Regions from separate parts of the Homo sapiens genome. Here region 1 is linked to region 2. A link is a contact called in ENCODE Hi-C data. All regions are on one chromosome and are shown on one strand. Each heading gives the region's core, a stretch centred on a gene start or an enhancer-like site at or near the end of the contact. The rest is flanking DNA. Distances are from core to core; before and after follow the strand shown.

Region 1 (3,138 bases), core at 75-2,574, 2.7 Mb before region 2:
CACATAGTGAGGAAAGCTGAGAGTCTGTGATTAAAGCACACCAGGGAAACCAAACAAAAGGCTTGGTGTAAGGCAGCTGTGGTGAGCAAACCTAGTAAGCCGTTACTTCAAGAGTTGGTTTCAGGCTGGGAACGGTGGCTCACGCCCGTAATCCCAGAACTTTGGGAGGCCGAGGTGGGCGGATTGCCTGAGGTCAGGAGTTCGAGACCAGCCTGGCCAACATGGTGAACCCCTGTCTCTATTAAAAATACAAAAATTAGCCGGGTGTGGTGGCGCGCGCCTGTAAATCCCAGCTACTCAGTGAGGCTGAGGCAGAAGAATCGCTTATCCCAGCTACACAGTGAGGCTGAGGCAGGAGAATCGCTTAAACCCGGGAGACGGAGGTTGCAGCGAGCCGAGATCGCGCCATTGCACTCCAGCCTGGGAGACAGAGCGAGACTCTGTCTCAAAACAAAAGACTTGGTTTCAGATTATTGTGTTTGCGAAAAAGCCTTTGCTCATTCTTTGCTCTCTGATCTCTTATGCATACTTCTGTCTTATAATTTAGCCCACCGTCTCCTAATTTTTGGCCTGCATCTCCCTTGAGAAGAAGGACCTCCATTTACTCAACTTAGAGAATAGGGCCTAAGCCCGGTGTAGTGGCGCGCGCCTCTAGTCCCAGCTACTACAGGAAGGCTGAGGCTTAAGGATTACTTGATCCAGGAAGTTCGAGGCTGCCATGAGCCGAGATCACACCACCGCACTCCAGCGACAGAGAGACTCTGTCTCTAAAAAAATAAAATAAAGCCTAGCACACCGTTCAATTAACAGTTGTAGGGTAAATGTGCAAATAAATGAATGGAGTGAAGCAGAAGAATATGGAAATTCAGACCGCAGAGTTCCGGAACAAAAGAGCCCAGTAGATAGAATAATAATGGAGGAGAACCCAGTTCTCCTAGCTCCGGGTATCCCCCGCGCCTGGCAAAACACCATCACTGGTTGGCGTTCAATAAATGTTGACTTCACATGTTAAGGAGATAAGAGAGTGGAAGAAAAAAAAAAATCCAGGGTCACAGTTCTTCCTGCCACCTGCTCGGCCGAATGCAGAACTGAAAGTATTGAGCGCCGGAGCTGTCACAATTGAGGGAGATGGTCCGCAGCCAGGTAGCTGATTTCCTCTTTCCGAGCTTTCTAGCTTTCCCTACTCCCGGAGAGGTGGCGTCACGTGACTCAAACAAATATGGCACTTAATTTTCATCTTCCCTGCCTTGAGCCAATAGGAGTGGGGCTTTCAGTCTTTGTCACCACCCCCACCACCGCTGTTCGGAGTGGGTTCTGTCACCTGACTCGGCTCAAACATGGCTGCGCTGAGAGCTCTATTGCTTTGGGCGCCGGGAGCAGGTGAGTGTAAGACACCCCTGAGAGGGAGGGGCCCCTCTCCACGACCCCCGCAGAGAGCGTCCCTGCGGCCCACCCCCACACTGCTTTCCACTTATGACACAGATTCGTCTCCTGGTCGTCAATCCTCTGCCTTAACAGAGGGCTCAAACTAGGGAGGTTCCTGCTGAATTTCTCATTCTTGAGGAGGCGACCACCTGGGGATTTGGAGTCAAGACTGGGCATAACGTTCAGTAGGGAATACGGACGTAGAGTTATGGGTCTGCGCCCGGAGCAAATATGACTATTAATATTATTAAATATAGGAATCCGCGTGAAGAGATGGGATCCACCCCTTGAAGAAAGTGTTTTCAAAAAGTAACGTGGGAAATTAAACTGAAAACGATACTTAGGCAAGCAAGTCCCGCCTTTCCCAGGCGGACCAGTAGTTGCTGCTTTGTCTTAATACAGTGCCTTCTGTTTCTTCTCACTGGCGTTGTGTTGTTTCTAGGAGGTACTCCGCGAATGAGAACATTGAGAATGTGTTCGGCATAACTCATTTCTTTGTATCTCCCTGCACTCTGTGCTGGGAAAATGAATCATCCATTTGGAAAAGAGGAAGCTGCTTCGCAGAAGCAGCTTTTTGGATTTTTCTGCGAATGCCTGCGGAGGGGAGAATGGGAGCTGGCACAGGCATGTGTACCTCAGCTACAGGAGGGACAAGGGGATATCCCAAAGAGGGTAGAAGACATACTTCAGGCATTGGTGGTGTGTCCAAATCTGCTGAGGTAAGGGATCTCTTTTCCTACCAGACGGTCCCAGGGTGAGAGACATGTGGTTCAATATTTGGGCATTGGTCAATGTGCCCCCACTCAACTACCCTCTGAAGAATAAGCAGAGGCACAGTGTATTTCACGTGCTCTGAAATTTTACCTCTATAGTATACATCCATTACTTAGTCAATATTGGCTTTTGATTATCATCTGCAACTGAATGTAAGCCTGGCTGCCAAAGTGTGCCTGAAACTGCCATTTCTTGTTTATCCTCGTTAATATAGATGGTGGAACTGCATTGAAAACTATTTTCTTTGCCTCCAAAAAAGCAAACCCTGCTCTCTTCTTGCTTATGAGATTGAAAATATTGTTGTCGCTTTACTTAAAACTTTTTATTTCGAAATAATTGCAGTCTCACAAGAAGCTGCAAAAATAATGGAGTCCAGCGTATCCTTTTCCCAGTCTGCCCCAATTGCGACGTCTCATACAGCTGTAGTACAATATCAAAACCATGAAATTGACATTGGCACATTACTTTAAATGACACTACAGAGTTTATTTGGTTTTCAGCATTTTCTTAATCTGCCTTCATTTTTTCATTTGTAGTTTTATGCAGTTTTATCCATATATAGATTCATGTAATCCCACTGTAATAAGGATCAGAACTGTTCCATTACCACAAAAGAATTCCCTCACTCCTTGGTGCTACCTCTTTGTATTTATACAACAACCCCTCCTTGTTCCCTGGCAACCACAGTTCTCCATCCTTGATTTTCAATGAAGTTCCTCCTGGTGATGCTAGTAACCACTGGTGATGTAGGAGTCAAATGTACCGTTTTAAGTCTTTCCTTGGGTTTTCCTTCCTTTGACTGTTATGCTATACTGTTTACATATTGTATTAGCACATATACGATGGAGAAACTTAAGTGATCCCTTCCTTTTCTTTTTCTCCTTTAATTTGAGATCTAGCCAGTTACCGTCTAAATTCCTAACTTCAAAGAAAGGCTTA
Region 2 (2,859 bases), core at 290-2,789:
AGGAGAATCGCTTGAATCCGGGAGAGGGAGGTTGCAGTGAGCCAAGATTGCGCCACTGCACTCTAGCCTGGGCGACAAAGTAAGACTCCGTCTCAAAAAAAAAAAAAAAAAAAAAGAGAGAGAGAAAGAAATACAATAGATATTAAAGGAAAAAATGTAAAGGAAAAATTACCACATTTACATTTGTCTTTTCAGCATAGATGACATGCTCACGTTGAGGAATGTGTGTCACAAGAATTGTGTGTGACATATCCCCAAATTTCCACATTCAAAAGTCAGGGATAATATGGTATTCATCCGGGAATCAGTAACTCATGGGAAAAGCTCAAGATGTCATTCACTTTGGAGACCAGATGTAAAGGAGTAGTATGGGTACTTTGTCTCAGGGTGGAAAGTGTCTGTTATGGTTTTCTTCCTTCCCATGGGACTTGTTGCACACTCTTACAATGGCGGCAGGACCGGCACGCTTGCTTGCACAGCTGTGAGCTGCATGAAGGCAGGGATGGTTTTGGTCTTATCCGTTATGGCATCCCCTTGTGGCAAGTTAGGTGTTCAATAAATATCGGTGGAATGCATGTGATTACACTTCATGCCACAGTATATAAATATGATTTTAACTGGACAGGGAACTGCAAAAGTTTCCCATATTGATCCTTTTTGCAATCTTAATTATGGTACTCTGAGCTGGGATATTGCCTAAACTGTCTGGGCTACAACAAACTCTGAAGGGGCTTTTACTTCCACGTCCATAGTGGTTGAGGGTTCGCGTTGTGTGAACGCTGGAGCCTCACGTGAGTAGCTGAGTAGCGAGGATGGTCACTCCCAGATAAACGAATACAGGATTCTCGCGGCTGGGAGCGGTCGCCCGGCGAGGTCGGTCATTCTGCCTGTCCGGTAGCACCACGAAACACCTGCCACTGACACCTCCCCACCAGCCCCCGAGGGTTCGCGCAGGCATCCCGAGCCGCGCCCCCTGGTCCGCCGCAGCCAGATTCCCTCCCGGGCGGGTTACGCCCCTAGGCGCAAAACGGAACCACTCCGTATGAAGAAGACAAAGTATAACCAGTCACACCAAAGAGAGGCAGCATTATTTAGACAGCCGGCTACTCCCCCAGAGACTCCACCCAGTCCCCTGGGCCCGGCGTCCAGCGCGCAGACGGTGCCCGGCTCCAGGAGTTCCAGCTCCCTCCACGTGTCCTGTCTTCCCAGCAGCCTCCTCTGCCGCCTCGGGAGGAAAATCTCCTGACAACTCGCGGTCTGCGGACTACGACTCCCAGGAGGCGCCGCGCCGCGGCTCTCCCCGCCCCCCCCCGCCCCCCCCCCCCTCCCCGGGACGCGCAGGCGCCTTGGGCTCCGTCAACAAGCCGGGCTGGCGTCGCCTGGATGCGGTTTCTTCCGGGATTTGTAGTTTTTCTGGAGCTACCCGGGCCGTCTGTTAGAGGGACAAGAACTACAAGTCTCGGCTGCCCCAGCGCTGCGAGCCTGGTCACGTGGCGGGGGCCGACCGGGCGTGCGTGCCGCCGTTGATCCGGTGCTGCAGTGAGGAGGTGGTTCTTGCCCGTGTTGTGTGTGTGTGTGAGTGAGAGAGCGAGTGAGTGAGTGAGTGAGTGTGTGTGTGGGGGGGACTCGGCTTGTTGTTGTCGGTGACTTCCCCCTCCCCTTCACCCCTTCCCCTCCCCGCCGCCGCTGCAGTGGCCGCTCCCTGGGCCGTAGGAAATGAGCGATAACGATGACATCGAGGTGGAGAGCGACGTGAGTCCTGGGGCTTCTTCCTTCCCGTGCGGGTTGTCAGGCGGGGACAGCGGCCGGGGCTCTTAGCGGGGCGACGGCGGGAGGGGGCCGGGCTGCCGCCGCCTCCTTCCCCTTCCCCTCGGGGCCAGGAGTGCCTCCGTCGCGTTCCCGGTTCGCTCCCCTCCGGCTCCTGGCCGGAGCGGCCTCCTGGGACTGGAGGTTGGGGGAAGACACGCGGCTTCTGGGACCCCCACCTCCTCCCTTGCGGGAGGGTGCTGCGGCCTCCCGCTCCCACCTTCCCCGGCTCAGGATCCGGGGGACAAGGATGGGGGGCGCCCGGGATCCCATTGTCCGGATCCAGGGGAAGGGGACGGCGTTCAGGACCTGCCCCTTCGGACTGCGATCCTCTCCTCCCGTGACCCGCGGATCCTGGGGGCCGGGGAAGGGCGGAGAGGGGTTGGGGGTGCCTAGATGCCCGAGCTGGGTCTGCAGGGAGGAGACAGTGCTCGGGACCCCTCTGGCCCAGGTCGGATCCCGGAAGGAGGGGCGGCGCTCGGGACCCCTCTACCCTGCTACCGGATCCCGCCGAGGGTGGAAGGGTGGGGGCAAGGGGTGGGGAGGGAGGAAGGGGTGTCGGGCTGACTCCCCACCCTCCGCTTCCTCTGCCGCCGGCATTTTCTTTCTTATTATTGAATGTTAAGTGTAAAAATAACTTCTATATTTTCTATTTTTTTTTTTCTCTCTTATTCCAGGAAGAGCAACCGAGGTTTCAATCTGCGGTACGTCTCCTACTCTCCATTTCATTTTTATTTCCGTTCAGTTCTATTCCTTTTTGGGGTCAGAGAGAAAAAGAGATCGTACTATTACTTTTAATATTGTAGTAAACTCTAATGTTAACCACTAAGGTGAGGTGGGGCCTGGTTCTGGAGGGTGGGGGGGTTGCAAATCCCATTATTCTAGATTCTCAGGTGATAAGTTCAGTGATTCTAGGTGAGTAAGAGGAGCTGTATGCAAAGAATTGAATTGTTCTGTAGTTTTCAGATAGGGGATCCAGATGCCACTATGTAAGTGGAAATGAGAAATGCAGCATTCTGGTCTGGTAGTATTATTTCAGGGCAAAGTGGTCAG

Evidence for each region. Hi-C counts contacts between places; a loop is a spot of excess contacts on that map. Pooled maps may share reads with other maps.
Region 1: a map of CD4-positive, alpha-beta T cell shows a loop between it and region 2 (5-fold over the local background). The contact joins the promoter of ZFYVE26 here to the promoter of MAX in region 2. A Hi-C loop is called at or near these places in 1 of 168 maps with a recorded cell type or tissue (CD4-positive, alpha-beta T cell), 1 of 37 single-sample maps with no recorded cell type and 10 of 50 pooled maps.

Annotation. Positions count from the first base shown.
Region 1 is chr14:67,814,776-67,817,913 of GRCh38, reverse strand. It overlaps ZFYVE26 (zinc finger FYVE-type containing 26), which reads left to right and starts at 1,324. Exons shown (of 42, transcript NM_015346.4): 1 at 1,324-1,380; 2 at 1,868-2,144. The coding sequence starts at 1,951. RefSeq lists enhancers at 793-892, 943-1,112.
Region 2 is chr14:65,101,197-65,104,055 of GRCh38, reverse strand. MAX (MYC associated factor X) reads left to right here and starts at 1,539. Exons shown (of 5, transcript NM_002382.5): 1 at 1,539-1,752; 2 at 2,484-2,510. The coding sequence starts at 1,717. RefSeq lists enhancers at 1,125-1,274, 1,968-2,468 and a silencer at 1,605-1,954.